Regions from separate parts of the Mus musculus genome. Here all the other regions are linked to region 1. Evidence: chromatin loops called from intact Hi-C (ENCODE). Cell type or tissue: heart. All regions are shown on one strand. Region 1 holds the start of Rnf214 (ring finger protein 214). Region 2 overlaps Sik3 (SIK family kinase 3). Region 3 holds the start of Bud13 (BUD13 homolog). Region 4 holds the start of Zpr1 (ZPR1 zinc finger).

Region 1 (8,000 bases):
CTTCAGGCCACTCACGTAGTTGGGTGCGATGTCCTGGACGGTGTGTTCCACTCCGTCATCCACCACCACCACTGTCACCCCACGCCCAGTTACATTTCGCTCCCACACACCTGTCACATTGATGTCTCTTCCTGGGCTCCGCCGATTATTCTGTAGAAGACAGAAATCAACCGACATACAGCTCAGTCCAGAGAGACAAGTTAAAGCTACCCCTTTCCTTGGCTTTTATTAAAGAGCCAAACAGAGGCTACAGACCAACAGGTTAGTGGGGAACAGAGTCCAGATGGGCACATGAGAGTCCTGTCCCTCCGATCGATTCTTGGTCTCACTTGTAGGCAACTCAAGGACAAAGTGGTAGCTAGGGCTAATTGGTAATTATTATGCAGTAAAGTTTGCAATCAGCCAATACACAACAGGGTTCCCCATGAGTAAGACACTTTTCTAAATGCTTCACATATACACTTACTTGTTTTAACAGTAACTCCATGAAATATGCACTGCTACAACCTCCATTTTACAAGTGGGGCACAGAGGGGTATAGTTCAGCCAAAGGTACATGCTAGAAAGTGGAAGGCTAGAACAGGAGTGCAGTAGACTAGCTGCAGTTGAGTGCATACACCCTCAGCACTGCCCTGCTCTTCACAGCAGACAGGGAAGGTATGGACTAAGAGCAAACTATATTCCCAATCCACAGACATGCCCCCTTCAGTATAAGTACAGGGGAGTGGGAGAAAGCCTCAGTCAAAAGCACACTAGAGAAGGCCCTGTCTATCTGAGGCTGTACTTACCAGGTGCCACTGTTGAGGGTACTTGGGATCATTGAAGTGGATACTGCGCTTGGCCCTCTTCAGCAGCGTTTGCTCCGAGTGCCAGCGCACAGCTTCATGCCTGGCTAACACAGCCTCTGCCTGTTGCCGCATGGCCTCCACCTCCATGGCTTGCCTATGCCCAGTAGGCTGGACAAAGAGGTAGTGCCCCTGGAGTTCTCCAATGCGCCCAGCATTCACAAGCCCTGCTGCCTGGGCCACAGCATCGGCCTGTTGCGTCAGACTCTCTTCCTTCCTCTCACCTTCTAGGCTGTCCAGATGTACGGCCCAGCTCAGCCCCCCTGTGCCCAAGATGTCAAGCCCACCTGCCTCTGATAGGCCCATGACCTGGGGAACCAGAAAGAAGATGGCTAATTCCAGCCAGAGGCAGATGGGCAGGCCCAGGTGGGCATCCAAGTGTGGGACTTTCTGCCTCCCTTTCGGCATCAGAACAGCAGGCTGCAAACAAAGGAAAAAGAATCAGCAAAAAAAGGCCAGCAGCTATAGGAAACTCAGAGAGTGACTAGGTCCATCAGTGTGTTCCCCTTGGGAAGCCCAACACGCCTCTTTCAAGTGGTTAGTCACTTGATATTCATAGTCTCTTTCCCTCCCCTACCAAGTACATTTGTCCCTAAGCAAAATGTTAACCCCCAGGTAGAGTATGAGCCAGGGCTAACCCCAGTGGATGACTCCTACAGCACAATGGCCCATCCCTTGGTGCCCCCAATAGCCTGGCATCATCCAGGTGCTTGCTTTGGGCTGCTCATTCAGTTACTCCAAGTACATATCACTCCCATGACTGACAACATCAGGACCCCTCCTCCTCCTCCTCCTTCTCTTCCTCCTTCTTTTTTAAAAACATGATCTCACTATGTAGCTCTCTCTGGCTGTCCTGGAACTCACTATGTAGACCATCAGGCTGGCCTCAAATTCACTGAGATCCACCAGTGTCTACCTGGGATTACAGGCATGAGCCATCACACCCAGCTCTATCTCCCTCTTATTTACAGACAACATAAGTCTTTTTCCCAGTGGACTTCTATCTCCCATTGTGGAGCCATTCCTACCTGGGCTCTCTGTGAAGTTTAGGTCCTGGCCTGGGTAACCATACCACACTCATCTTGTGAAAATGGAGGGAGATGTCACCTTCACTGTGAGCAGTGAGTGTCGACTGGGAACACAGCTGCAGACCTGTGGACCCCAAGTACAGAAACAACAACAAAAAGGTGTCCCACTAAAGCCAGCAAAGCAGAAACTAAAGTGAAGGCCAGGCCTGACCAGTGACCAGTGTTAAATGTCATTTCCAGGGATCTAAAACAGGCCACAGACTAGGAGACATTCATCACAATAAGGCCACACCAATACAGAACCCAGATACCCCACTTCTTAACCTATCATGTTATTTTCATTTGCTTCTTTAAGGGCTTAGCAAGACCTAACTGTCAATCAGGGAGAAAGCCAGATAATGGAAATAAAATGTAGTATAAGTGCATGTGGGTAACTGGGAGAGAGGAAATGACTGGCAAGAAGGACTAAGGAGCTGGCCCCGTCTCACCAAGTTGGATTTTCAGTGAGGGCACAGGCTCCAGCCCTGTCTTCAACCACTCAAAGGGGAAAAAACCCCACCAAATTAGAACTTTCGAGCAACTGTGGGGGCAGGAACAAGGCACATGTGGGGTCTTGAGCTCATTTAAAACTCACTACTGTCTACCAAGCCCACACTGCAGCAGTCTTGGTGTCCAGACATACACTTGGATGGTACCGACTTAAAACATTCTGGAAAGACTGTTTTACCAAAGACTCCTTGGACCTCCCTTCCTCTGTATACCAGGCTGGCCTGGAACTCAAGAGAGCCAGCCTGCTTCCGCTTCCAGAGTGCTGGGATAACAAAGGTGTGTGCCACCAACATCCGGCTTAAACAAGCTTTCTTTATATAATAAAGGTTGGCTGAGAACTCTTGCTTCCACCCCTTTACTGCTGTTATTATAGGTGTGGGCCACCATGTCCTTAAGTTCCATGGCATATTTCCTATTACATTCTTCCTGCCCCTGGGGCTGCTTCAATTTGGCCCAAGATACCCAGGTGTCTTCCCTAGTCTGCATATAAGTAAATCCAAAGTCTGGTTTGATAGCAGCCATCCACTCAGGCAGGCTCCTACAATCTCTGTAGGTTCCAACAGAGATTTCTGGAAGAGAAACCGAGTTTTGTTTTTGTTTTGTTTTGTTTGTTTGTTTGTTTTTTTCTCCCTGTGGTCCAGAGGCACAGCAGCACTTATTCTCAGACCTCTGAGCAAGAAATCTTAAGCACTTTCTGAAAATAGACTCCCATCACCCTCAACTAAGGTAGACGGGCACCTTTCCTGCTCAAGATTCTGCTCTTAAACCACCGTCCTTCAAGCCCCGCCTCCCCACTCACAGGAACCAGGGTCTGTACAGAGTGAGTTTTCTGATGCCCCCACTCCCACGCGGACTCAGCTGCTCCGTGCAATGTGCCTCTCTCTCCTTAGGACCGATGCTGTCCGGAACCTACGACCCGGAGACCCGGTCCCTCTGGGGTCGCCCACGCCAGGACCCAAGGTGCCCTCAGCGAAGGACCTCCTCCGCAGACGCCGACCAGCCCCGGTCCATGGTCCCCCGTATATCCGAGGTCCAGCCTCCACTACATTTCTTCCCGACTCACCCACAGCCTCTGTTGCTACTGTCGCTGCTGCTGCTGCCGCCGCAGCCCCCACCCTACGGAAACTCTCGGCTTCCCCGGAGCCGGAGGCGCCACTGACAGCGACATCACTTCCGCCCGGCGCCGCAGCCAATCAGCGGCTGGGCCTGCGGCCTCTTGACCAGCGGGCCGAGCTCCGGGCGCTCCGCCGACAGCTTCTGTCACAGGCCCGTGAGGGCTGTGGGAGTTCCGGCGCCTCGAATCCTCGTGTCCTCCGCCACAGGACCCCCTCCGCCACAGGGCCCTCGTCCTTCATGGCGTCCTCTGTAAGGACCATCCCGGTTCCGACCTCTAAACACCCCTCGCGGCTCTTCTCCGTCGGACTGCCATAGCCTTGACTCTTCCCCATAAACTCCTCAGAGAGGCTCTCGCCTCCATCCGGCCGCCGTCTCTCTGGCCCGCGTGTCCCTCGGGCTCCGCTTGGGTCTCAGGGCTGGTCCCCTCAGCGGCTCCGTTGTCCGGTCGCTGTCCGCGCCTGCCGCCAGAGGGCGCCGTCGGTGGCGGCCGCTCACCCCGCGGGTTCCGCTCCTCTCGCCGCCCCGGCCTCGCCCCCTTGCGCTCGCGCCGCCGGAAGTGGGAGGTGCCGCGCGCGGGCCAGCGCTCGACCCCTCCCCCAGGCTTGGCCGCCCCCTCCCCCGCTCCGCCCGCTCAGGTGCGTCCCTTCCCTCCCCCCCGCTTGGCTCCCCGGGGGCGCGGCGCGGGAGGTGTGTGCGGGGCGGCGCGCGCGGGTCGGGACGGCGGGACTAGGGGGGCGCGGCGGAGGAGGAGGGGGCGGCGGGGAGGGGGCGGCGGGGACAGGGGCGGGAGCCCGGCCTGGGAGTGGGACGGGAGCTGGCGGCCGGTGAGGACGGAGGGGAAGGGGTGGAGGTGGCGCTGGCCAGTGCCAAGGGCCAGCGTAGCGGCAGCTCCCTGTGAAGAGTGGCGGTGACCACCCGGCGCAGCTTCCCCCCATTGTCCCCTTCTGCGTCGCCGCCTGACTGGTGACCATCACTGCCTTGCGGGATTCCCTTGGGCACACTGGGCTCTTGAGCCAGATGTGCGACCCCACCCCCCATCCCTCTCGTTTGGGGCTCTAGCTGCGGAGTTTCACGTATGACCCTTGCCCTAAGGTTTTCGTTTACTGGGCATCGGTGACCCAGACCTTGTTCCCTGTTGGAGGCAATGATCTCGACCCTATTGTAGGCAGACTGATTGCATCCGAGATGCAATAATGGCGTTTCAGGGCCCATTTTCACCTAGGAGCTTTTTATTATGAGAGGAAACTGAGGCACTGAGCTGTGACTATTGATTCAGCCCGACTCGGTATCTGCTCTTGTGCATTCTTCTGGGTTCAGAGATATTCTATTCATGGGATGCTGTCAAAATAAAAGCAGGAATGGGAACTAATCCTACTTTTACCACCTAGTTTTTCTTGTTACCATAGAAGGCCGAGTTTATTTTGCAGCAAAAAAGATGCTCTTAAAAATAAAAATGTAAAAAACCGTCTTCTTGGGTTCCCTTACTTGAGTTACCATGTTTTTCAACATCTCCCTTTTCTCCTGGAGTAACTGAGTAGTAGCCTGTGACTCAATGGTAACTTGTTAGTGGGGCGTTGGCAGATACCAGACATTCCCATCTGTAGGAAAGGAATACTGTCAGGCTAAAAGACACCCCACAGAGATGGTCCGGGGTGACTTGTTCTTGGAAACACCTCACATAAACCCTATCACTTAAATTAATAGAGAATGCTTTGACTGCAACAGCCAAAAGGGATTTAAACATATTATTGAATCTTGGCCAAAAAGGTCAACTTTAATAAATGGAGGTAGGTATGTGGACCATTCAGAAAATTCTTATCAGATTATCGTCTGTTTGGAATGACTGCATTTCTGTCCAGAACAAAAGTAGTCTGCCTTATGTTTATGTGTATGACAGCGCCTGAGGGCAGTGCTGACTGGGACTTATGGCCGGAAGTGGCTCTTTTATTGCCCTCCTGCAGAATACTCTTTCTTAGGTGTTTGGAGGAACTGACACAGTGGGCATTATGCAGAGGAAAGCTTTCAGCTTTGTCACCTGTGTCCTTTGGTTTGTTTCTGAATGTCCAGAGTGCAGATGGCGGCCTCTGAGGTAGCTGGCCTTGGGGCCGGTACCCCGAGTCCTTCGGAATCTTCTGCTTTGTGTGCATCCAAGTCCGATGAATCTCTCCCAGATGGCCTAAGGTAACTTGCAGACTCTTGAGGAGAAAGCTTACTTGGGTAAGGGGCTTTTGGGATGGGCTTCTGAGCATCTCTTCTTTCCTCTTTGGAGGTCTAGTGACATTTCTGCAGATTAAGGGTTTTTTCCCTCCTTCAGATTAATTTTTCTTTTTAAGTAGAGACTGCTTGGTTTTTGTACGGTATCCTACATGTCAACTGATACCTAGGTAGGCATGCTAGGTTAAGACAGTTATCAACACATCATAAATGTATATATTTCCTTGATTTATCCTATACCAACTCTTTGTTCATTTAACTATTCTTGTGTGTCATGCTCTTTTTTTTTTCTTGTTTTAGACAAGGTCTCCCTTTGTAGCTCTGGCTGGCCTAGAATTCACTGTGTAGACCAGGCTTAACTCAAACTCAGAGCCATCCACCTCTGTTTCCTGATTACTGGGATTAAAGGGATAAACTACTATGTGTGTCCATACTCTTGTCTTTACAAATGATCATTTATTATATATTATGTGTGATGGGGTGGGGAGGTGTGTGTACATTTGGAGGCCAAGAGGACAGCTTTGTGGAGTTGCTACTTTCCTATTATGTGGGTTCTTGGCATCAAACTCACGTTACCAAGTATTTGTGGAAAAACCTTTTTCTCCCGAGCCATTTACTGATTTACAAGATACTTGGTTATATAGGTAGATATACAAAATACCAACATAATCACATATGTGTATCTATTCATATTTATATCTGTTAATATATCTTAATGCTTACTGCTTCATATATATTATGCCTTTAATTAAAATGTATTCTTTTTTCTTCCATCCACATTCGTTTTATTATATGAATTAATTTATTTTTTCTTCCTGAGACAGGGTCTCACTATGTAGCTCTGGTTGACCTGGAGCTGACTGTGTAGACAAGGCTGACCTTAAACTTACAGAGATCCATCTGATTCTGCCTCTCAAGTGTTTACATTTAGTGTTTGTGTGTAACATACATGTCACAGTTTTCATGCGACGATCAAGAAAATCTGGCAGAATTGGTTCTCGTCTCTCACCAGGGGAATCCCAAGTCAGGTGGTGAGGCTTGGTCAGCTAGTGCCTTTACATGCTGAGCCATTTCACTAGCTTCAAGACTCTTTGTTGCTGTTCGTTTTTGAGACAGAGTCTCTTGTAGCTCAGGCTGGCCTCAAATTCACTTTGTAGCCAAGTGTGTGGGGTACCACACTTAGCTTTTTCCTCCAAAGTCTTGAAAGCAGGAGTTGTAATTACCTAGCTTTGCCTCTTAAGACTGTCTAATACACTGTTATGTGCAATATTGAATTAAATTGACTAGGGGATCTGGGACCTAATATAATAGGTAACACTGTACCAACAGCTGTGTGTACATTAACACATTCAACCCTCATGCAAGTCCCAGAAGGCAGGTATTAATGTTCCTATAACAGGTGAGGAAACAGACAGAGAAGTTAGTGACTTGCCCAAAGTTACAAAACTGTGTTGGAGTCAGGATTTGAACTCATGAACTCTGACGTAAGAGTCAATAGATATTTGTTTTTAAAAAGAGATATTTGAGTCAGGCATGATGGAACATACCTGTAGCACCAGCACTTCTGGGTCCAAGACAGGGGAATGTGAAGTTCAAGGTCATATTCAGTTACTCTAGTTCAAAGCCAGTCTGAATTACATGTGACTTTGTCACTAAATAAGTAAACAAATGAATGAACAAAATATAAGAGGTACTTGTTAGTGAATGAGCAATAGGGGAAATGCAAGCCTACCATAAACTTGGATATTTCTGCTTTATTAACTTTCTAATAAGAGCAGCCATGCCCTACCAGTAGTAGTAACAGCAGCTAACAGCAGGTTATTGAGTGATCTCTCTGTTAGGTGGACAGCACTGTTTATACTTTAGAAATGAAATAGCTTATCTAGATGTTAGTAAATTGTAGAGTTTGGAGTTAAGCCTGGGTATGGTATTTGACCAGGTTTATAATTAAGTTCCCTGTCCCCATTCCACAGTTGGCTTTCAAGAAGAATTGCTGAATGTTTGCTGGGGGAGGGAAACATTTTGTTCTAGTGGCCTTGCTCCTCCTGTAAATAACCCTTCATCCAAGCTCCTGTATTAACTTTAATTAAACTTGCTGGTCCCCTAAAGAAAATAAATAAAAATTAGCTGGGCTGTGGTGGTGAACATCTTTAATCCCAGTACTTGGGATGCAGAGGCAGGTGGATCTGTGAGTTTGAGGCCAGGTTGGTCTACAGAGTGAGTTTTAGGACAGCCTAGTCTACACAGA
Region 2 (8,000 bases), 280 kb before region 1:
TGTCGATCGCACAGCAGGCTGTAGATTGCACTATAGTGGTCATAGGCATCTGACCTTAATGACTACCAATAGAGAAAGGGAGAGTGAGACTCGGAGGTGGCGCCTCACTGACACACCAGACACAACCGGCACAGCACAAAGCAGCTCCTTCCTTCCCTCTCAGGTCCAGGAAGGGCAAAGGAAGAGGGAAAGGGAGGAAAGCAGGAACACCCACGAGCTCAGGAAGGGGACACTGCAGGAAAGGCAGGCAAGAGGAAGGGCCGCTTATCTCACTGCTCTGCACTCCTTCTTAGGTACCTGAAGTGTGCGCTCCTTGTCCAGCCCCATGTCTTCCATAGCCAAGAGGACATCATCGTTGAGGGGGTCCGACTGCCTTTCCTCCTTCAGTTGCTGGCACTCCGCTATTAACTGTAATATAATACAGTTATAGAGGCAAGCCGTCAGACCCCAGTTAACTACATCAACACGGCATGGGATACACATTGACAAAGCTGTTCTATGCCCCACTGCTGCAGATTCTGTGGGTGTCATACGAAGTCTAAGCAAGACAGTTCTGGCAATCAGCTATGGGCTGACAAAACCCTCAGGGCTGCTTCCTGAGCTCCTGGGGTACGAGAGTGATCATAATGGGGTGCAGCAGTATGTGACAGAAGCTGTTGAAGGGAGCGCACTCAAGACAAGAAAGGCACTCTGGTGGCAGTGACCTGCAGAACTGGGAGTATGCTGTCTCAGAAGTCAAAAGCAAACTATGATTTCTGTGGTAATGCCCAGTATCACTGTCTCCACAGCCTTGCTGGATCCCGCGGCTCCCTGTGAATTCACCTGCCACTGGTCTTAGCCAGCAGCTGGTTCCTACTGCTCATCTCTTTAGGTCCTAGGCAGATCACAACCACTGAAGAAGAGAAGGAGTTAATCAGGAGTTCCCTGAGGCAAGGGTCCGGCTTACCCTGTCAAAGTTGGGGTCTGCATCTCCGAGCTTCATCCACTTGTGCCTGCAGATCTGTTCCATTGAGAGGCGCTTATTTGGATCTAACACCAGCATGTGGCGGATCAAGTGCTCACACTCTGCAACAGACAAACAGCTGTCCTCAGTCTAGTGGGGGGTCTGGGGGGCTGGTAGAGCTGATAGGGCTAGATGTAAGAGCAGTAGGTAGAGTCTCGGCTCCCTGTTTTAGTTCTGTTTCTCTTCTGCCTTCAACTCACACTCCAGGTTATCCTGGAGAGAGAGTTCCAAAACAGAAGCCTATATTCTGATTTCAAAGCCACCCACTTTACAAAAGCTCTCATGTGTAAACTGGGAGCTCTGATGACCATGCTGGAGCAACAGTCATAGGGAAGGCGGCAGACAGTGATGAGGCCGCGTTGCGCACGTATTCACAGCGCTTTACAACTGCTACCTCAGCCCCACCACAAACCTAAGAGCAGTTTGTGAACATCCTTCCCACTTTAGAAATGGCCCAGGTTCAGCCCAGAGGCCACAGTCAGATCCAAACCAATAGTCTGGATGTCTACCTGGGTGTGTGCGTGTGTGTCAGGACCATTTGTCTATGTGAACAAGGATGGGTGTGTGCATGTGTGTCAGGGTCATTTGTCTATGTGAACAAGGATGGAGGTCAGAGGTAACGCTACGATGGCTTCCTTAATTGTTTCCACTATATACTTTTTGAGACAGTGACTCACATAAGCCTGAAGCTCCACTATATGAGCTGGCTGGTGAACCCGAGATCTTCGCATCCTGACCCTCAGTGTTGGGATTTCGGGTGTGTACCACCATGTCTACTTTTGCATGGGTGCTAGGGATCCAAACACAGCAATGTAAGCAGTTTACCCCAAGAATTTACCCCTAACCCCTGACCTGGTGCCGTTAACCACAATCCTACAGAGCCAAAGGGTCCATCCCAAGCCGTCGCTGCTGGCTGAGACAGCCAGAAAAGGTTCCCAAGCGGGCTTCCTGCCTCTGTCTGTCTTAGTCTCCACTGGCATTTTTCTAAGGCTAAGGCTAACATCACCACTTTAATAACTCTACAGTTTCTTCTCATGACCCTCAAAATGAAAATGTTAAGTCCTGGGCCTAAAAAGTTCCTGTCTGATTTCCCACAGTGAAGTTCTCTTAGCTGTCTGGCCTCCATGCTTAGTCCTCTAGTTGAAATGGAAACTCCACAGGCCTTCTCATGGAGGGCTGCCTGTCATGCGGGTAAGAGTTTAACTGTCTGGGGGTGGGTGGGTAAGGGGGACTTTTGGTATAGCATTGGAAATGTAAATGAGCTAAATACCTAATAAAAAATGGAAAAAAAAAAAAAAAAAAAAAAAAAAAAAAAAAAGAGTTTAACTGTCACTTCCTCAGAAACTCATCTCTGACCTCTGACATGAAAACAGGCTCGGTTACGCTTCACTGTGTCACGTGACTTTTCTTTACATGAATTATTTAAGGACTTCTCTTGTTCGTATTTGTGCTTGCTGACACAATCTCTGCGACAATGCAAGGCATGTGTCCTTTTTACTGCAATATGGAATATCCAATACCAAAAATGATCATTATATCTAATGGGAACTGAATGTATGAATATTTATTGAATATTCATCTTAACCAAGTAAGACTGTATCGTGAAGATGCTTTTTATTTCACTTAGTCTTCATAACAATCCTAGATCAGGTACTATAAAGATGCACATTTATAAATGAACAAACAAGACTTTGAAATGTTAAAACATTCAGCTACCATAAGGATATGCTATTGACTGTCCTATAATGCATCATCAGGCGGATATACATTCTAGTCATCTATTTTTTTCCAGAACAAATTCAACTCTGCAATTTCTACACCACTTATAGTAGCATCATTATCATGAAATATACACTCAGAGTCATTTAAAAGAATTACTCTTAATTTTTAATGTAAAATCCAAAACAGATGCTAAATAAAAACATTGATTTGTTTTTACTTTGTGAGTAAAGGTATATTCAAGTACAGTTCCTATCTCAAAGACCATGGCATCTCCATTCTAAAATTATGTCTACAGTAGCAAGGGTAGACACAGCAGTGAAGCATCTATGACATACATGTCTGTCATCACAGAAAGAAAGACAAAAAGACAGAAAGACAGAAAGAAGGAAGGAAGGAAGGAAGGAAGGAAGGAAGGAAGGAAGGAAGGAAAGAAAAGGAAAAGGAAAGGAAAGGAAAAGAAAAGAAAAGAAAAGAAAAGAAAAGAAAAGAAAAGAAAAGAAAAGAAAAGAAAAGAAAAGAAAAGAAAAGAAAAGAGAAGAAGAAAGAAAAAAGTTGTTCTTAATTCACAAAGTTGAGTACACAGAGGCCGGTTAAGCTTTTGAAGTTGTAACATTGTTGTTCAAGCCTCTAGATGGCAGTCCACTCTTTTCCTTTGGTCTTTCTGCACAAAATTTCATGTAAGACATTAGGGGGCCAAGGCCAAAAAATGTCTGTAACAGGCTTGCTTTAAAACAAAGAGTTCTTCTCCTAGGCAATTTCTTTAAACAACAACAAACAAACAAAATAACCTGTCATAAGTCCCAGTGCAAATCTCAACTCCAGGCTTCTGAAACTTCTTCTCAGTCATCCTTAACAGATTTTATCCTAAGAGACCCTGAAAGTCTCACTACAAAAAAAAAAAACAAAAAACAAAAAACAAAAAAACCACAAGGAATTATGAAATTATGTACACAAACTTGTATTAATCTTTGATTGTTCAAGGAGCCAAAGAGTTTTCATAGCTTCCCCAGATTAGGGACTCTGTTTTGTGTCGGTGGCACAAGGGCAAGCACTGATCCTAGCTGTCACATGGAGCAGAAACTGGCCGACGGTCAGAAGCTAACACATTTCATCTGCTGCAGAGGGTGAAACATGGCCGAACTCAGCATCAAGCCACGTTTTCTCAGTATCATATAGCTCATAAAATTGAATTCAGGCGAGCTCTGGACACGTTATTCTACACAAAATATGGAAAGGATGTGAAAATGAAGGCAATGACCGTCTTCAAACCTACAACCACAGGATACTCAAGTGAGCAGACGGAGAAGGAAGCAGAGCAGAGGGAACCTGTCGGCTCTTCAGGACGCCCCAGCAAAGTGGCTCCTCACTGACCCTTCCCAGAGGGTCACAGCTACTTATTTTACAGATCACTCTTCTGCATAACAAGGGGACATAAGGAACTCCTTGGTCACCTACCCCCAATTCTCAAAACTCTGTGACAGTGATAAAGGAATGGTCTGTGTATGATGTAGTAATCTCATTTTCACTAGAAATGCGTCACATGGTAGTCTCCTGCTGTCACTCACAGACTCACAGACTCATGTTTGAAGAATGGGAAGCTTCCAAGACAGCAATTGCACCTTTCAGAACAGCATCAATGTCCAAACATGAGCCAGGTCCTCCCAAATGGCAGGCGCATCAGTGACTGATAAACCTTGCTGACAGCTGTAGCACCGTCCTCAGAGGCTAGCTGTGGAGGTGTATTCCTAGAGCCTCAGTACCTAGGGGCCCAGACAGGAGGTCATCAAGGCCAAGTGCGTGCTCAATATTGTTCCCAAACCAAAAGCAACAGACCTGGAGAACAATGGCTTCTGCCTGTTCACTTGGAGGCTGACTACCATGGAAATACCTAAGAAGTCACAACAGAACAGTCATTCCCACCCTTCAAGCTGGAGTTGCCAGAAAACCATTATTTTACTAAAGATTTAGGTGTGCTGCTGTATGGGGTCAAAACCAGAGAGACGGAAATGAAATGTCAGTAGAGTGATTCCTGCAGAGACATTCCTGCCCATATTATCATGGTTGGCTATGGTGTGGTAGGCAGAGTACTACGTCCTGTAAAGCCTCAACCTATACAGGACACCTATTATAATCTACATTTTTTAAGAAATTAAAACTGAGACATTAAGAAACTTAGGCAGATACTAAACAGTAGAGTCTGTTTATTTTTATTGTTGTCCTTTCTTTGTTTTTTTGAGATAAGCCAGACTCAGGTTAATCCTAAACTCATGGTCCTCCTGCCTCAGTCTTCTAAGCATTTGGATTTCTGGGGGTGGTTTATTTTATTATTATTGTGTGTGCACACACACATGCATGCATACATGGCCTATGTGTAGAGGTCAGAGGCTAACTTTGTGAATTCAATTCATTCTCTTCCACCTTTAAGGGAGGATGGACTGGTTAGTGGTCCAGGAAACAAACTTGGGTTAGCAGGCTTGTGTAGTTAGGGCCTTTATCCACTGAACTACCTCACCAGCCCCCCTAGAGAATTCTTAATCTAAACACTACCTTTAAAAATACATTATTAGAAGCTGGACGTGGTGGCACACCCTTTTAATCTCAGCACTCGGAAGGCAAAGGCAGGTAGATCTCTGAGGTCAAGGCCAGTCTGGTCTACAGAGTGAGTTCCAGGACAGTTTGGGCTACACAGAAGCCTTGCCTCAACAAACAAACAAACAAACAAACAAACAATGACCATTTTTAGTGTTTGAGGTAGCACCCAGCATAGCTTTAGAAAAACAAATCCAAACAATTCTCGCATCCAGCTGATGACGTGCTGTGTGAGCTCCAAAGGCTGTTGCGGCACTATTCACCTACAAGCAGGTTCCAAACGAAGCAGTAGAGGGCATGCTCACAACTACTAATGAGATGACAAGGACTGTGAGGTGGGCTGACAGCGAGTGTGTGCGAGACTGGGAGCAAGAGAACATGGAAAGGTGTGTGTGTGTGTGTGTGTGTGTGTGTGTGTGTGTGTGTGTGTGCGCGCGCATGTGTGAGGAGTGTGTGTGTGTGTACCCGTGTTCACCTGCTAATGAGGTCAGTGGCTAAGATGAACAGTCCTACTGAAGCCTGAGCTCTGGTGATTGTGGGGGATGGATGAGACAGGCGTTGCAAATCAAGGAATCATACAAGGAGAACTGAGCTCTGTGGGACTGGATGCCAGCATCTCTGGGCTGACCCCATGAAGGAAAGCCTGCCATCCCTGAACCTTTCAAGTAGTGCCATCATAAAGCTCTGCTCCGGGGTCTGTGCAGAGGAACAGTCTCAAAGAAACGACGTGCCAGGTCCCTGCACGCGCACAGCTTCTTTGAGCTGGTGGAAAGAGAAGCCATCTGTTTGCCAGAGGGCATTGTAAGAGTGTAAGAAACAATTACCCAGAAACCCATGCTTCCTCTAAGTGTGTACAAGAAGGTGTTTGGTCTAGTTTCTCTTAGTCTTTCCAGTCAACAAGGCATATGCTCAATACATATGTTTAAATACATATGGGATTCTCAAGTGTTCAGCACCAAAGTCTATATTTTGGACAATTTTAGCATGCTTCCCATCAATGTTTACTCCTTAGTTATAGATTGCTTTTATAGCAATCCAAATTTTAGACAGCTCTATTTTTCTAAATCTCAAAATCCAAAATGGGAACAAAAATTAACCGGCAGTCCAATCTCTAAAACATCCCTTTCTGTGGATAATGAACAACTTTCAGAACTTCAAACAGTTAAACTGCATGTCAGAATTGGATGCAAGCTGGCACACTGCTGTCAGCTTCTGTTACTCGCAAGCTCTGACCAGGTCAGGGATCAAAACAGGAGAGCTGGCTGCGCAGATGGAGAGGGGCTGTGAGGAGCCTCTGCACAGAGAGCTACATGGCTTTAGGAGTCTGGTGCTTTGCGCTCCAGGCCTTCAGATGTTTGTGACTCAGTGTCTCAGTAATGCTGACTACTTTTTCCAGAAAGAAAACCGCAAATAAAACATTCTCATATCCTCTCAGATTCCCTCCTGGCTTGGTCTCTCAGTCTCTTCCCCTCCCAGTCTTTGAAACTACTTCTCACTATATAGCCCAGGCTGGCACTAGTTTGCTCTCATCCCTCCAGCTGATGGGGCTGTAGACATGCACCATCAAACCTGGCTCTGCCACTTTTCTCTATAAACAGAAAATAAAGTTTGTCATCATCTCTATACAGATAATGAAAAGTTAAATCTATTCTTAAAATAGCATTGTGTTTTGGTTTTTAACCAAGACAGCTTTGGTAAGAGGTTGGCTGGAGCTAGAAATCTCCCAGAGTCTAAAGTATGTGCTATTAATTAAGAAGTTTTAAAAATGTGTATTTAAGCTCTAGTGTAGGTGGGCATGGGGCAGGGGCAGTCTTGGTAAGTGAACTTAAGCCCCCAGGCCTTGTGGCAAGTGCCTTTACCTGCACTGCCATCTCGTGGCCTCCTATTAATGCTTTCTTTGATATCCTCTCCAGGACTCTCCAAATACTCTGAAAACCTTACCAGGTATCTATTTACGAGAACTAACTGTAACTGAGAATGGTTAGGAACTCTCTGGGGTCAGAGGGCTAAGGTTCAAAGGTTAGTTCTAGCATTTTCTAAGTGAGCATCTCTTATCCTTGCTATGCCTTCATTTTTATACCAATCAAACAACCCAGCATTCAGCATATCTCACGGGATAGTTAGAGCCTGCTGAGAACTAAGTAGTTAAATCAACTGTGCCTAGTGCACAGGAACCCAAAGTTAGTTATCACCCAACCTCTGGAATCAAGCTTCTTCTACTTGGAGTTTTCTTTATTCTTCTATAAAGGCTTTCCATAAATCAGAAAACAGTTTGCTTGAAAGGTATAGTTATAACTGGAACACTATCAAGGACCTTCATCCCTGGCTTTCTAGAAACTTAGATAAACTCATGGGACTAGGGCGAGGCCTGATTCACTCGGATGAGGTCTAGCTTTGTTTTGTCTTAAAATGGGTCTCATAGACCCCAGGTTGCCCTTGAAACTTACATATAGTTGAGGGTGACTTGTGATTCTCTTGCCTCTGCCTTCCAAGTGCTGGGATTACAGGTGTGGCACCACACCCAGCTCTCTGGTTTGAGATGTGTTCCCAGGTGGATAGACACCAAAGCACCACAGGTTTTTCTCCCTGGATGGAGAGCAGACCTCCAAAGACGTGCCTCTGCACTTATAGCTCGGGCAAGTGACGCCCATTCCCACTCTTGCTCCTCTCCACAAAGTGCTTTCGC
Region 3 (8,000 bases), 380 kb before region 1:
TGTTGTTCTTTACAGATGGTTGTGAGCCACCATGTAGTTGCTGGGGATTGAACTCAGGACCTCTGGAAGAGTAGTCTATACTCTGAGCCATCTCTCCAGCCCCTTACCTGTTGTTCTTTGACATTTAGAGTGTGTGTGTGTGTGTGTGACAGTGATGGTGTATATATGTGATATGGCATGCATATGGAGGCCAGAGGACAACCTGCAGGAGTCAGTTCTCTCCCTCCGCTATGTGGGTTCAGGGGATGGAATTCAGGTTGTCAGGCTTGTCAAGTGCAGAGCCATGTCACTGCCCCCTACTGGCTTTTAAACTTAAAGGTATGGCTCAATGTTTGTGTGCTGTCAATTCACTCCATCACTGTCCACCTTTGGTAATATCAGTTTTTACAAAGGCACCCCCTTCCTTCTGCCAGACCTACTCTTCTCACTGTTAATCACGAATCTTATTTTCTTTGGGCCCTGTGTATTAGTCAGGGTTCTCTAGAGTCACAGAACTTATGGATAGTCTCTAGATAGTAAAGGAATTTATTGATGATTTACAGTCGGCAGCCCAATTCCCAACAATGGTTCAGTCGCAGCTATGAATGGAAGTCCAAGGATCTAGCAGCTACTCAGTCTCACGCAGCAAGCAGGCGAAGGAGCAAGAGCTAGAGCTAGACTCCCTTCTTCCAATGTCCTTATATTGTCTCCAGCAGAAGGTGTAGCCCAGATTAAAGGTGTGTTCCACCACACCTTTAATCCCAGATGAAAGGTGTAGCCCAGATTAAAGGTGTTTTCCTTAAACTGGGAGATTCAATCTTCTGGAATCCATAGCCACTATGGCTCAAGATCTCCAAACCAAGATCCAGATAAGGATCTCCAAGCCTCAAGATAAGGGTCACTGGTGAGCCTTCCAATTCCGGATTGTAGTTCATTCCAAATATTGTCAAGTTGACAACCAGGAATAGCCACTACACCCTGGTTTTTAATAACTTCCTTGGACCTATCTTTCTTGCTCACTGTCTCCTACTCCCAGAGTAGAAATACCTCTACACACTCTTAGAATGCTTTCATTTGTATTTATCAGCCCATATTCTCATTAAATTCTAAGTTCCAACAGCCAAGGGCTAAGGCATTCTCTTATTTATTCCCTTCTTCTTGTTGTTGTTCCCTATAGCTAGCTTCCAGCTCTCTATCCTCCAGCCCAGCCTCCCCTGTGCTGGGATTATAGACTTTTACCACCATATCCTGCTGACTAATACATTTTTTGTTCATCAAGGCTTCTTCAACACAACTGTCACAGGAGGTATTCAGCCCTCCACACCCATGGACTTCACAACTGCAAACTCAACCAGGGGAAAAGGAATGGCCAATGTATTAAACAGATAGACTTTCTTTAGTTACAATGGCCTATATAACGTAACTACTGGCATACTACCTAAGCTGTAGTGGGCTTTTAAGTAATTAATCTAAGGATGATTTAAAGAGGATGTGAATAGTTGACATGAAAATAGTGTATCATTTTGAGCTTCAGGAACCAGTGCCCCAATTACTGTAAGGTGGTGGCAAGCCAATAAATAAATGTGTGCCACACAGATGAACTGTGCTGCAAGGAGGAGGTTATTTGAAATGCCAGGAACACATGACACAGCTTTAATCACAACAACCATTTCAGACAAGTAGTAAGGGGCTGGGACTTCAGGCTCAGAGAGATGAACATCTCTCTCTTTTTTTTTTTTTTTTTTTTGGTTTTTTGAGACAGGGTTTCTCTGTGTAGCCCTGGCTGTCCTGGAACTCACTTTGTAGACCAGGCTGGCCTCAAACTCAGAAATCCGCCTGCCTCTGCCTCCCGAGTGCTGGGATTAAAGGCGTGTGCCACCACGCCCGGCTGAGATGAACATCTCTTGCCCTGGACCACTCAGGCTATAAGTAGCACAGCTAGGATTCTAATTCTAATCAGTATTGCTCCAAAGCTTAAACTTTCCCCCTGCATGCCATTGCCCCTTCTTCCAGGGACATCAGCCACACTGAATTCAACACCACCTTAACTGAATATAGGCTCATCTTAACTGGTAACACCACAAAGATTCCATCTATAAATGAGGTCATGCTCAAGCTCTAATGAAGAGAAGTGTGGAAATGAGGGACTAATTCGACCCAGTTCAATGGACCATACGGTAATAATACTGTTAGACCATGATACTGCCCCACAGAGAGGGTGAGCCACACTTTGTATCCTATCTAGTACTCTCTTTAAGCTGATAAGCATTTAGTAGACCTGGGGGTGGAGTGTGAGAATGGAATTAGCCCCCAGAGTTTCAACTTTCTATCCAAAATAGCACCTTCAGTAAGCTGCTAAACTTAGGGCTGCTGCTCTAAAGCCTACAAATACAGACATTTCCTTTTGTTCTGTAGGTTGATGTTGGATATCCTAACCCAACCTTTCCAGATTCCAGTGGCCAAGTTACTAATGGACATTTCATCTGAACTCTGTCTCAGCACATCTCTTTGCAATCTGGAAGTATAGTGTTTAATATAAATGTCTGCTCCATTACAATGTTCTGAAAGCTATATGGTCAACTATTTTAGAAAGAGGCCAGGCACAGGATGTGAACTGTTCCCATTTTAGTTGTTACTGTTAGTAGTAGATGTGAGTAATAGGATATGGGTCTTTGATTCCAGATCAGTTCCTGGCACTTTGGAACCCTCAGAAAGAGATTTTTGGATCTAGAAAGAAAGAAAGAAAGAAAGAAAGAAAGAAAGAAGAGGGAAGAGAAAAAGAAGAAGGAAAGAAAGAGAAGGGAAGGGAGAAAGAGAGAAATAAAGTGAGAAAGAAAAAGGTTTGAATCAGCTTTGCTATTCTTGGACACGACTTTCAATCTGTACATGGAACGACGTAAGCTACAAACGCGGGGAGAAAGTGAGTTAAGTTCTAGCTGCCTTTAACACAAGGAAGGCGCTGCTCAGAGGATGAGGTCTGAGCTGCCAGTGGCAGCTACAATCCCGCCCCGGGGCAGTGGAGCGGGGCCTGAGCTCGGGCCGGGGTCGGCAGCACCGCGCGGGCCAGGACGAGGAAGAGCTGCGGCCGAGGGCGCCACCGGGCAGCGCGACACCTCACCAGTCCACTCACCCCTTGCCGCCAGCGCCTCCAGGCTTCGGCCGTTTTTTGCGCCGCTTGCGACCGGCCTCGGGACCTCCTTCCAAGCCAGCATCTGTCCCAGACAAGTAACGCTTCAGATACTCAGCTTTGGTGAGTGGCGGAGCTGCCGCCATGGCAGCGGCGAGGGCGGGGCAACAGCTCGGCGTGGGGGACAAAATTCTTCAACGCGAAACGGTAGGGGTGGAGCCAGAAGCGGAAGCTTTAGGACGGGGACTTTTTGAACTGCTGGACTTAAAGACTTGAGCCTTAAGAGGCTCCAGGGGAGAGTGCGTGCATCTCGGGCTGGCTGTGCTTTTCCTGAGACGACGAATCGGTGCAACAGCCTGCAGCCCACGCTGTCTCAGCTGAGAAGCCACAGGCCGATGTAACATGATCCTACCCTGGCAGCATCAGCGCCAGAGTAAGGAAGAACACCTGTATGAATGGTGGGACTTACCATAGCTGTACCACTAGGGGCACATTCTTGAGCAGCGTTTTAATAATGGACGCTGTACCAAACGTTTCAATTTCAATCACTTTTATTGCTATAAATACCTTTTGGTGGGAAGTCTGCTGGAAGAGGCTTCCGGGTACCATTTAGGGGAAGTCAAACTTGTGACTATAAAAGTTTGATAGGTTTTTATCAAACCTGTACTGACCTTCTCACCTTTGATATGTCTTTCTAAAAAATGATATAAACTCTTCCCAGTGAAATGGATTCGTGGTCAGTGTGGCAAAGAAACCAGGAAGATTCTGGAGTTTCTTCTATAAAGGGTTAAGTGTTTTATGACTTCTCACTTAACCCTCACAATTTTTTTTTCTTTCATCCAGCACCGAGGATTAAACCCAAGGCCTTTTGCACATGGTATGCAGGAGTTCTATAGAACTACATCCCCACTCTTTTGAATGTTGAAGATCTAAATTGCCTAAGCTGCCCCTGAATTTGTTAGCCTTCCTCCTCAGCCTCTCAAGTGGCTGGACACCATGACCTACCCTTCAGTTTTATTAGCCTCCTTTATAGATAATAAGAACTTTCGGGTAAGTACAGGAACCCACACATCTTCATACTGCCTGGCTCTAATTTTTGCTAGCAGAGGCCAAACAAGGATGGTGCTGGTTATCCAGTTTGAATTCGTTTTGTCTTGAATCAGGGTTTTTCTGTGTAGCCCAGGCTGTCCTGGAACTTCCTCTGTAGACCAAATCGGCTTCAAACTCATAGAACCACCTGCCTCTGCTGGGATTAAAGGTGTGTGCCACCCTGCTTTTCCAGACTGCTTTAAGCTGCATGAGAACAGCTAGACTCCACACAGGTGTACCTGGCTCAGAGCAGACAGGATGGCCTATTGGAGTGAATCAAATGCTGCCTCTACAGCAGCCACCTCAAGAAAGATTTGCTTAGGAAACTAAACTGGTTTTTCCTTCCTCATTTCTTTTCATGAAGACGGACTCTCACTGCATGGCCCAAGCTGTCCTCAGTCTCCTCGGAGCTGAGTGTGACTCAGTGTGACCCAGCTTAGTCTAGCACATGGTAATCAGTAAGGACATGAACGCAGAGGCGGGTGTCGTTTAAAGGCCATCACTTTAATGTGGCGTCTTCACCTGTGCCTGCTCGGCCCCTCCGACATCCTTCCCTGCTGAGTCAGTACTTCACATGCCCAGAGCCAGCAGAAACTTGTATTTCACTTCCCCAGACTTCAAAGGTCCAGCACTGGAGGTCAGAGAGCTGACAGGCAAACGGTGATGGCAGACCGCCTGGTGTTTCTGGGATTCTTCTCACGCCGACTTTAAAACCTCCAAAAGAAGGTCAAGGAGCACAGTAGGGCTGCAGCTGCCTCGTCCGTCAGCTGCTAATCTTGGGTGCTTACATTTCTAACTCAAGTGGTAACCTCTTCACCATGGACGAGGGCTTGAGCACTCCTCGTCAGTTCCCCACAGTAACAGATAACCCTGCAGTGTGAGTGGCACTGTAGCTGGCCAGTGAGCTGGCCACTGCTACCGCTGTGGGGCCAGGCCCGCCTCATAGCCCTCTGTCTTCATGTCATTGAGCCCGAGCTCCTCATTTTGGTCAAAGGTGCGTTTGTACCGCTCGACCTTCATCTCTGGATCGTCTTCAGGTGCATACACATTCTGCAGGGCCAAGAGCAGACAGACGACGGTCAGCGCCTGTGCAGCCCGCCATCCCCTCCCACGGCTGACTCTCAACCTCCGAAGAAATGCACAGGATTTGCAGGGTCTCTAGAGCCCACGGCTACATTCTGCAAAAGTGTGTGTGTGTGTGTGTGTGTGTGTGTGTGTATGCTAGTATCAAACCCAAGCCCCTGTACATGCATACAAGTGTTTAACCCCCAGTTCTAAGTACTTTTATATATGGGCCTTCCTATAAAAAATGTAGCCAAAGTTGGTGATTGCTTATAATCTCAGCACTCTGGAGACTGAGGCAGAAAGATTACAAATTTAAAGCCAGCCAGGCTACATAACAAAGACTTGTCTCAAAAAAAAAAAAAAAGGTTTTGAGGGAGGGGGACCACAATGATCTTAATTATGTGAAAAACTAGGCCAGTTTTGCCAGGCCCATCAGTGCTCATTAATACTAAAGTAAGGAGGAGGCCCCAGGTTCAACACAATTTTGCTGCAGTTTGATATGGATCAATTGCCAGATGTTTGCTTGCCCGTTCAGCCAACACCTCTCGGCTTTCCTGTCCTGACCTCTGGCCAGGTTCCTATTGCTCCTTACTTCACAGTCAGATGCAGAATGGAAGCTCCAATGCTGAGGGTGAGAATAAGAACAAGACAAGCAGACCCAGGAAGAGGAGGTCCTACTTTCTTATATATTCACTCTGTACCTAGGGCCCTGAGCACGCTAGCCAGGTAAACAGTTACTCTTGGCTTTTTCTTCACATTATTGTATCTTAAGACAGTCTTGAAAATCGCACAGGCTGGTCTTAAACTTTCCATTTTCATGGCCTTCTGAGGACCTAAGATTGCAGCCCTGCACTAGGTCTTTGTTACACACACTTGGGAGTCCCACTATCACCACCTTCCCCTTTCTTCCTTACCTTCCAAGTCCTGCCCAAGGCCCCAATTGAAGACTTAACAAGGCTTTCCTTGTTAAGGGCTATCATGCAAATTCTATAAAGTTCCGAAAATATGTCTCCATAGAACCACCAGGAAGGCCTAACTTACCTGCAGATAACTGTTTCCTGCTGGATCATTCATGATAAAGTGGGCCTTCATCTTGCCCTCGATGATCTACAGGAGAGAGGAGGACTTAGCAGGTAACTCTTACAAAGATCCTGGAAGGAAGAGGCTATGGCTGCGAGACAAGAGCCAATCCAGTTTACAAAGTGCAGTTCCCAAAAGTTTAAAGAAAGGGAAATTAGGATTGCAGAAATGGCCTGGGTCCTCTTACCTGGCCCAACTTCTGGCTAAACTCCTGCAGTTTCTCTGACTGGTCAGGATTAGAGCTGTCGCCCAGTGTGAATGGGTTCTTGGTTACCTGTAGCACAACAGCTGGATTACTACAACACAGACTGTATGGGTCATTACGCTGAACCACAAACCAGGGGTGGGGAGCAGTGGACTCCCAGTGGGAGAAGCCTGCTCTCCATATCCCACAACGCCTTGCTCACTTAGGGGAGGGGAGGAAGGTGGCCCGAGAACAGGACAGGAGAAGATGTCTATGAGACTGCTTTGCCAAGAAGGAAACTGGCAGTAGGGACTGGAATCCAGTAGCGTTCTTACAGTATCTAATCCCAATATGGAAAAGAAATGCAATGTACAATTCACAAAGAAAAGCCAGGCAGTTACTTGGCCTGCAGTGCCAGCACATGGAAGGCTGAGGCCGAGAGGTGGCAGGTGTGTGTGTGTGTGTGTGTGTGTGTGTGTGTGTGGAGTGACCTCAAGGCTAGCCTCAATTATATCGCAAAGCCATCTCTCAAATAAATAAAATAAACACATTTATAAGATCTAATATAATTTTGCACTACTGTTTAGGAAATACCGACAAGAAAAGTCTCCACATATTCACTACAGATGTCAAAAAGACCCCCTTCTATTTTGTAATGAGGTAAATGACTTAAGATCACAAAATAACTACACTGGCCCACTGCTAGCCTTGAGAATTTCCATTAAAAATTCCTATAACTGCTGGACAGTGGTGGCGCACACCTTTAATCTCAGCACTTGGGAGGCAGAGGCAGGTGGATTTCTGAGTTCAAGGCCAGCTTGGTCTACAGAGTGAGTTCCAGGACAGTCAGGGCTACACAGAGAAACCCTGTCTCGAAAAACCAAACCAAACCAAACAAACAAACAAAATCCTATAACTAATTTCTCTTCCTTCTCTTCATAATTAATACTCAAATCTCTTGAATGAGCTTTTTTTTTTTTTTTTTTTTTTGTTTTTCAAGACAGGGTTTCTCTGTGTAGCCCTGGCTGTCCTGGAACTTACTTTGTAGACCAGGCTGGCCTTGAACTCAGAAATCCACCTGCCTCTGCCTCCCTAGTGCTGGGATTATACTCGTGCGCCACCACGCCCGGCTTAAACCAGCTTTAAGGCAAAGAAATCCCCAGTTATAAGTGACAAAACAGAATTTGGTTTTGGTAGGAGGCATTTGGGATAGGGTCTCAGGCTGTCCTCAAATCCTGTCTTCTTGCCCCAGCTTCTCAAGTGCCATCATACCCGGACAAACAATGTTACCCCTTCCCACTGCCAAACTGCTAACAGAAGCGATGCAGCACACTCTGCACTCACCAGTTCTCGGATGTCTTTCAGCAGTCCTTCTAGAGTGGTGAACTTGCCCCCAAGTACAGCCATTCCCAGTTCAAACTCAAGCTCTGGGATTTCCACACTACAGGTCTCAGACTATAAGACAACAGGTCAAAT
Region 4 (8,000 bases), 370 kb before region 1:
CAAGGAAAAGCAAAGCCAAGTCCCACACAAACAGATGCAGGACCCAAGAGTACAATAAACGGGCCTGTGCTCACAAACACGGAGACCTGGCCACACTCAGAAGCCAGGTATGCAGTATGTAGCTTCATTAAAGGTTCATCCTCACCACTGAGGATAAAGCACTGGCTTTCCCTGAAGGGAAGGCTCCCGTCTGTAATATAACGTTCATGCCCGAGTCAGCTGAAGAGCAACCCAATTGCCTGCTGAAAGATACGGACAAGCTTCATGTTGGTCTGAGCCGGAGCGTTGCACTCTGGGCAGTTAGTGTTGAACTGGAGCACCTAGGACATAATATAGGGGCACAGACTGAGCATCCCCACCCCTTCGAGCTGAAGACATCCCGCAGGTGGTCACCCATGTGAGCTGTGATGGTGACACACTGGACATTCGTCAGTCTCTACCCACAACTCCACTATGGTCTTCAAAGGGAGCCAGCACCACTCACTTCGTTTCTAAGGTCTTCCTCTTCCGCCTTCTCCTCTGGTGCTTCTGCCTGAAAGAACAGAGGCCCAAACCACAAGTTGGCAGATAGACCTCAGCCTACAGTAGAGCCCTGCCCTACTTAAAGAGGGAGAGAATGCCTTTGTTCCCTGTAAGGTACCAAAGGACACCTCAAAGGACAGATGGATAGAGAAGCCAAAGCAAATCCCCAGACAAGAGAAAGACGGGGCTCAAGGCTGGGTTCCTGTGACTGACACCTGCTTTGTGAGCGTGATAAAAGGCCGAGACAGGATGCATTGGATGATGGTGGCAGCAATAGCAAAGTGACTTCAGTGACTTCAGGACCCAGAACACAGGGCAGCCCCAGAGCATCCCTCTGACTTAATCAGTCCACTTACTTGGAGCCCCAGCATCTCAGCTTGCTGTGGGGTTCGGTCATAGTATGTGATCACCAAGGCATTATCTTTCTGGGGAGCATGTGGGTTTTCTACAAAGCTGTTTCCCGAGGGATCATCAATGACCTGACAAATAAGAGAGGAGAGAGTAAGATAAACCATATATAACTTCCATCCAGCGCCAGAACACACTAGAAAAATCCTGCTCCACTTTTTTATCTTTAGGTTGGGCTTCAGCATAGCCTAGCCTGGCCTATACCGTGCTATGAAGTCAAGGATGAGTCCAAACTCTTGATCTTCTTACCTCTTCCACTTGCCAAGCTCCATGGTTACCAGCATCAGTCAGTGCCAAGGGATGCTCGCCTCCTCCTTACACTGAAAGTGGCTGCAGTAGCCCAGTACTTACCAGTGTGAAAGGGGAAGCCATTTGCTTTAGGTCCTTCAGTTTGCCAATGAACTCATCAATTCTCTCTGCGATGGCACCTTCCACTGCCTGTCAGGAACAGGATGAAAACTGCAGACTTGGCAGTACACCCCACACCCCAACCCTCCAACAGCCATATCCCTCCAGTCAGATCCTTAACATCCACTTAGACTGGGAGCACAGGGACCTGAATTTTATAGTGAGACACAAGAAGCTCATCTGAAGTTTATAAACGATGCTGGGGGTTAGGAGGCGGGCTTATTTTCTTATTTATTATTCCACTGCACTGTAACTTCGTCTCAGTGGGGAACTGTTGTAACAGTGGGGAACTGTTGCTTCTGGCTCACAAAGGTATCTGCCATCACATTTACATCTTACATCACACGGGCACATAACACATAATTAAAAAGAAATTCCTTTAAAAATCCAAAATTCTGTTATGCCTCTCTAGCCAGTTAGAGACAGACAGCAGCAATGTGCAATGACATTATTTCTATAATAACAAGTACAGATATAAAAGAATCCTCAGGAAGCTGTAGAGAAGCCGAAGACTCTTCAAGATAATGTGACATTATCTGAAGTGCAGGAGGGCACACCGAGACGTGGGCTGGGGACAGCACAACATGGAGAACTAGCTCCTTTATGTGCTCAATCAAAAAGTTCCCCAACATTTGGTCTGATACAGTTTGACTCATCCCTACTCACCCGTCGTGTGGGCTGATCCTGTTCCAGGCCAGAGATCGCACGGCTGATGAGTCCTTCAACAGTGGTCAGAGCTTGTGGTAAATGAAACATGAGACAAGTGAGTGCTGACGTGCTATCACTTGTCTGTGTGACCCTCAACACTTTCCCTGAACTCTGCAGGCCTCCTTCTCCTCATCTATAAAGCTCTAAACTAAGCACACCGTGGTCTGTCTCACTACTGGACTCTTAAGAGATTTAATTAGACGGGCAGTGGTGGTGCAGGCCTTTGATCCCAGCACTTGGGAGGCAGAGGCAGGCAGATTTCCGAGTTTGAGGCCAGCCTAGTCTACAGAGTGAGTTCCAGGACAGCCAGGGCTACATAGGGAAACCCTAAAAACCAACAAAACAAAACAAAACAAAACAAAAGAGAGAGAGAGATTAACTATAACTTTTTACTCACATTAAAACATGAAAATCCACTATAATTAAATGACCAAACACAAGCCACTAGGCGTGACCTGGACCAGGCTTTGAAAGAAAATAGGAAACATCTCAGCTTGTGAACAGCTCACACACCTCACACACCTGATCTTAAAACTCACCTCCCTTCTGGCTGAAGGCTGGAATCTCAAAATCCAGCTCGGGGATCCTTGTGGTGGCAGAGTCTGTCTTTACCACTTCTCTGTTCATGTCCTGGACAGAAAGCAAACCGTTCTAGCTAAAGAGGTCAGCAATAAAGCTTGGGAAATAACCAGACCATCTCTCCATCAGATGCCAACCCAGATCTTTCTTCTTCCCGCCTTCCATTCAGAAGAGTCCAAACTACTTCAGGATAGTACACATGGTGTCAGCCTGACTACCCAGAAGGTAAGAACACCACCCACAAAGCCCAGCTCTTCCACATAAATCCCATCACTCCCACAAAATTCGCAAAGCACGTTCACCACTCAAAGCAGCAGAACCGAGGCCAGCACCACCGACACCACTGTCAAAGGACGACACTAAGGGCTTGGGACAGGTCTGGTGAAGGGCTGATGGTCCGATTGGGGGCTCTGACCCCCAGTGCGCTCTCTGAAACCGTGGGGGTACCTTCTCTGGTCTGCGCTCACCTCTTGGCTTCTCACGGTCAAGGTGTAGCGCACTCCCTGGTCCTGGATCCTGCCTGCAGACTGGATCTCCGTGTTGTTCCAGCCACAGTGTTCGCAGGAAAAGGAGCTCACGATGATTTCTCTAAAGAAGGGGATCTTGGTGAGCAGAAGTCGCGTCGTGCCCTAGGGAAGCAGAAGCGGCGTTGGGGAGAATGACTTCAGCTTGTTTACACCCTGTACGCCAGAGCTGCCTCTGGGTGCACGGCTGGGTGGTTCCCCGGGCTCAGACTCACGTTCCGGTAACAGTTCATGCACAGTGACTCGATCTCGGTGGGCTGTTGCTCCTCATCCTCGGCGCTGAGGGGCCGGAACAAAGGCCCGGTGGCTGGTGACGCAGCCGCAGCGGGCGAGGGCCCGACGGCGGCCCCCGGGTGTCCCGGCTGCACAGCCCCGCTGGCAGACATCTCCCCACGCGTTGCTCCCGCGGCGGCTTCCGGCTTCCGCGGCCCCTGCGACCTCACTTCCTCCAGCCCCTGTTCCCGCCCCTTCTTAAAGAGGCCGCAGACCCTGCGTTTCCTAGGTCAGTCTCTGACAAAGACTTCCGGTTCCTAGACTGCACTTCCGTAACTAGAGAAGACCCACACTGGGCTGGAGAGATGGCTCATCGGGTAAGAGCACTGACTGCTCTTCCAAAGATCCTGAGTTCAAATCCCAACAATCACATGTTGGCTCACAACCATTCATAATGGGGTCTGACGCCCTCTTCTGGTGTGTCTGAAGACAGCTACTCGTGAGTAGCTCGCTAGTTGTGGCTTCTCTATACGGGTAGCCTGTTTGTCCCCAGGACTCCAGGTCTATGTAAAATGCCCCGGTTGCTTTGGAATCGCCTAGGCTGTGCCCCCACGGGCTGGTGAGATGGCTCAGTGGGTAAGAGCACCCGACTGGTCTTCCAAAGGTCCAAAGTTCCGAGTTCAAATCCCAACAACCACATGGTGGCTCACAACCATCGGTAAGGAGATCTGACTCCCTCTTCTGGAGTGTCTGAAGACAGCTACAGTATAGTTACATATAATAAATAAAATAAATAATTAAAAAAAAAAAACTGTGGCCAGACCTTGCCTGGGTCCCCTCTCCTGTTATCTAGCTTCTCCCCTCCCTGACTCTCTTTCCCCCAGCTCCTCACTTCTGTCCTTTTAAACACCGCCCCTAACTCTAAATACACTGCTCTTCTTTTTACTCATTTTTCTCATTCCCCCCACCGCATTCGCTGTCTTAATCTCTCCTTGTTTCCTAACAAAACACCCTACTTTATCGGGTTTTTTCAAATTTCCTTTCTAGCGCTTCCTCTCTAAGTCTTGGACCACAACCCAGTCACATGGCTGACACTGACTCTATCTACAGGATTGAGGGTAACAAGGGTGTGGTTGCGTGGAGTGCAGCTTCACAGAGGATCTGTAGTGGGGAGGTATCGAGCATCCTGTGCAGAGAAGGCTGAGCTGGGAAGAAAGGGTGCTGAGCTGGGCTTTCCTTCCCCGCCCCTGTCTTGTTTCACTGGTCCCTGGCGATCTTTGATATCTGAGTGAGTGTGTATACGAAAGAGAGTTAAGAGTTCTTAGGTCTCCGAGCATGTTGTTAACCCTAGTACTTAGGAGACAGAGGCAAGTTGATCTCTATTAATGTGAGGCTAACCTGATCTACATAATGTATTCCAGGCCAGCAAATACTCTGTAGTGAGATCTGTCTCAAAGAGAGAGTTTTTATCAATCCCAAGAAGAGAGTCAAGCAGGCATGAGGAATCTGGAACATGGGACCAAGGGTAAGGGGATCCTTCAGGGATTTCAGGGAGAGCATGTTTCCCCATTACACACTCCATCACATGTTCTCTGCATCATGCTCTCCTCCTGCTCCCTTCCAACAAAAGCTCTCATGACAGCCCTGGGGAGACAGGAGTTCCTCTCCGTGGACCAACTGTAACAGCCAGCACCAGGCTGCGAGAATTAATCCACGCTGTCCTGTGATCCGTAGACTGTGGAACAAGACAGCCTCCTCCCCACCCAACCCCATCAAATGTGACAGCCATTGTCTAGCCAGGAGTCCTACGGCAGAACTCGCCCAGAGTGGACCAAGAATGGAAAAGAGACAGAAAGAGCAAGTGAGGGGTACAAGTGGATGGTGGGTGTGTTCTGAGACAGAGGGGAAACAATTGCTCTCAGACATGGTCCAATGAGAGTCACGCCAGACCAACAACGTTCCATCACGAGCATCTATTTCATTCCAACCAAAAGTCAGTTCCACCCTGAGAGTCAGGAGGTAGGGACTGTATGATGAGGAAGGCACACAGTTTGTTCTGTACAGGATTTTTTTAGAAGCCCTCCTTCATCGTGTGGATGGCTCAGTTCCTTATCTGGATTCAGAGTTCTCTAAGGAAATAGGGGCTCTGCCCGGTCCCATCACTGGACCCACCAGCAGGACCACTGGCAGGGACGTACACACTCCATCACATGTTCTCTGCATCATGCTCTCCTCCTGCTCCCTTCCAACAAAAGCTCTCATGACAACCCTGGGGAGACAGGAGTTCCTCTCCATGGACCAACTGTAACAGCCAGCACCAGGCTGCGAGAATTAACAGGAGCCCAACTCCAGGTTGTAGTGGCATGGGTTTCCAGCACGGTCAAGCACTGGCTTGCGGTCAGTCACCCCACACACCATCTCCCACTCCTGTCACCTCACTCTTGCTACTTAGGATTGCCAAATGAGTACCAGAAGCTGGGTTTGCAAAGCCTACTGAGTGTAATGCCCCTGAGTAGGGGAGTTGAGGAGGCTGGGTAGGTTGGGACAGCAGCACCTTTGGTGGTGTGCAGGACCCTCCACCCTCTGCCTAATAGACCATGCTAGCGGCTCAGGGTCCAGACAATGAGCTGGAGGGTTAACCGGAGTGACCCTCAGGGTCACTCAAATGACTATGACCCTGGTCTTGAAGGCCATAGGCAATATCTTCCCACAGGTCGTCCAGTCGGCTCTGCAGTCTGCTCAGGGCCTTATTACTGTCTGAGTGTCCCAGCTCAGGAGCGAAGGCGCTGTGGCTAGGCGGGGGTGGGGCTAGCTGGTGCTGAATTTCCTCTGTCTCCTGGTCAATGGCCTGAGTAAATGCAGCAATCTGCAGGTAGGTGTCATGCCGAAAAGCCTGCAGTCTCTGGCGGACCTCCTCGGAGAGAGCCTGAGGGTCCAGGGAATCTCCATCTTCCGCCCCATCTGTGCTGACGCGGATGAAGGCACTGAGCTCATCGCGCAGCTGGTCCAGGTTGCGTTGGATGCTGGTGTGCAGGTCCTTCGCCTTACGTGTGAGTTTGTGGGACAGAGTCTGCACGCAGCGACTGAGTCGCGCGGGGCTGGCAGCTGCGTGAGGAGCGACACTGCGGTGCAGCTCCTGCACGTGGTGCCCAATTCCAGTCACCAAGCGTTCTGCGTAAGGGTGGAAGAGCTCTTTGACTCGGTCGGTATGGTGCAGCACTCGACTCTGCATGTCCTGCAGCAGGTTCAGCGCCTCGTCCACGCCCCCCAGGAGCTGAGCCTTGGTGTCTTCTCCCACCACGCGCAGCTGCTCCTGCAGCTCCTGCACACTCAGGCCCACCTGCTCCATCAGCTCCGCCGTGTAGGGTTTCAACTGCTGCCTCAGGCCCTCCAAGTTCCAGCCTACCTGCTGGTGCTTCGCAGCCATGTAGGGCTCCAGGCGCGAGCTCACTTCCCCCAGCTCCTGCTGCAGCTGTTTCCGAATGCCTTCTGGGTCCTGGGCCAGCAGAGGAGGCTCCTTCCCAGGCCCTCTCAAGGGTCCCAGCTTTTCTAGGTAATTGTTCATATTGTAGAGGTCTTGCTCGAAGCTGCCTTTCAGGTTCCTGGAGAAGGAGAAAGACAGAGAATCAGGCCATTAGACTGCTAGCATTGAAATCTCCCTTTCCCCAAAGCTGTGGGACACTAATATTTTGCAGAAGCCAGGACAGGAGGAGTGGCCCCAGAGCCTGGTCTTTAGTCCTGACCCCAGCCAACTTCATTGTTACATTCAGAACACAAAATGGCATTCGGTCTTACAATACCATCCAAGAAGGTGTCACACACACACGCCAAGATTCACACCATCTTGTCATTCTGTGGCATGCTAATCTCAGGTGCCATGGGCAGGAGAAACTTGGACAAGAGGGTGCCCAAGATGACTGAGGTGTGTTTGGTTCTATAGGCAGGGCTGGTTCCTTCAGCTTCCATGTTAACCACAGAGCCAAGGGATCATCCCACAGTAGGGCTGTCTCGTGCCCTCAGCACAGCCTTGCCCAGGCTACTTACTCCTGTGCCAGCTTCTGTGGCTGGCCCATCACGCCTTTGCTCCAACTGTTTTGGCTGAAGTAGTCCCAGAGGCTCTTCCGTGCCTGAGTGCTTGCGAACACTGCAGAGGAAGATGAGACAGTTAAGGGCCAGGCCCCTCAGCCCATCCTCCATCCCAAACCCACACTGCAGTGGGCCAGAAGACCCACCTGCGAGGAGGGCGAGGGCCCAAGTGATGACTGCAGCCATGCTTTCCACGATGGCCCCTGAGAAGGAAGGTAGATGAAGGCTTGATCAGGAGGAGAGGCAAAGCCAGGGACTAGATCTAGGAAGCCTGGTCTAGGGGGTGCCTGCCCCAAATCCCGATAACCCTTCCCCAGTGTGTAGGTAACATCATGTCAAAAGCTCCAGAGAACTGAACTAGGCACTTGCGGGGACTGGGGGTGGGGGAGTGAGGCAGGAGGGAAGAGATGACTTCCTCAGACAACAGGGTTGGATTGCTCCTTACCTCGGTCACAAAGTAGGGAACCTGGAACTCAGGCTGCCCTAGAGAGATGACCCACCCACCTCAATGCAATCTAGCTCCCTCGTTTGCCTGTCTTCCTGCCTCCGAGC

The links. Hi-C counts contacts between places; a loop is a spot of excess contacts. Peaks named below come from ENCODE experiments on the same cell type or tissue, not always from the same donor. Only the 100,000 strongest peaks of a DNase experiment are listed, where the experiment ranks them.
Region 2: it touches region 1 in a loop (2.7-fold over the local background); 4 of 42 quality-filtered maps call a loop at or near these places.
Region 3: it touches region 1 in a loop (3-fold over the local background); 4 of 42 quality-filtered maps call a loop at or near these places.
Region 4: it touches region 1 in a loop (2.7-fold over the local background); 4 of 42 quality-filtered maps call a loop at or near these places.

Annotation. Positions count from the first base shown.
Region 1 is chr9:45,902,525-45,910,524 of GRCm38, reverse strand. It overlaps Rnf214 (ring finger protein 214), which reads left to right and starts at 3,614. Exons shown (of 14, transcript NM_178709.5): 1 at 3,614-4,173; 2 at 5,606-5,719. The coding sequence starts at 5,613. It overlaps Pcsk7 (proprotein convertase subtilisin/kexin type 7), which reads right to left and starts at 3,956. Exons shown (of 17, transcript NM_008794.2): 1 at 3,486-3,956; 2 at 1,874-1,997; 3 at 789-1,265; 4 at 16-150. The coding sequence starts at 1,253. In heart, CTCF peaks have their summits at 3,758 and 3,970 (motif pointing right); DNase peaks (open chromatin) are centred at 3,614 and 4,024; H3K4me3 peaks cover 2,933 bases; H3K27ac peaks cover 2,153 bases.
Region 2 is chr9:46,187,228-46,195,227 of GRCm38, reverse strand. It overlaps Sik3 (SIK family kinase 3), which reads right to left. Exons shown (of 25, transcript NM_027498.3): 7 at 947-1,065; 8 at 298-408; 9 at 1-62. Among named protein-coding and RNA genes, the nearest start is that of Apoa1, 37 kb to the left of the region's middle. In heart, a CTCF peak has its summit at 3,358 (motif pointing right); a DNase peak (open chromatin) is centred at 3,807.
Region 3 is chr9:46,278,283-46,286,282 of GRCm38, reverse strand. Zpr1 (ZPR1 zinc finger) reads right to left here. Exons shown (of 14, transcript NM_011752.2): 11 at 7,869-7,979; 12 at 6,528-6,614; 13 at 6,302-6,367; 14 at 3,640-5,245. The coding sequence ends at 5,111. It overlaps Bud13 (BUD13 homolog), which reads right to left and starts at 3,271. Exons shown (of 10, transcript NM_146000.2): 1 at 3,110-3,271. The coding sequence starts at 3,252. In heart, a CTCF peak has its summit at 3,591; a DNase peak (open chromatin) is centred at 3,262; H3K4me3 peaks cover 2,112 bases; H3K27ac peaks cover 1,206 bases.
Region 4 is chr9:46,268,732-46,276,731 of GRCm38, reverse strand. It overlaps Apoa5 (apolipoprotein A-V), which reads right to left. Exons shown (of 4, transcript NM_080434.4): 2 at 7,595-7,651; 3 at 7,407-7,506; 4 at 4,811-6,964. The coding sequence starts at 7,634. The coding sequence ends at 5,998. Zpr1 (ZPR1 zinc finger) reads right to left here and starts at 3,668. Exons shown (of 14, transcript NM_011752.2): 1 at 3,365-3,668; 2 at 3,093-3,254; 3 at 2,586-2,676; 4 at 2,005-2,075; 5 at 1,282-1,368; 6 at 879-1,001; 7 at 485-532; 8 at 254-320. The coding sequence starts at 3,535. In heart, a CTCF peak has its summit at 3,840 (motif pointing left); DNase peaks (open chromatin) are centred at 3,031, 3,611 and 4,521; H3K4me3 peaks cover 2,847 bases; H3K27ac peaks cover 1,207 bases; H3K27me3 peaks cover 2,860 bases.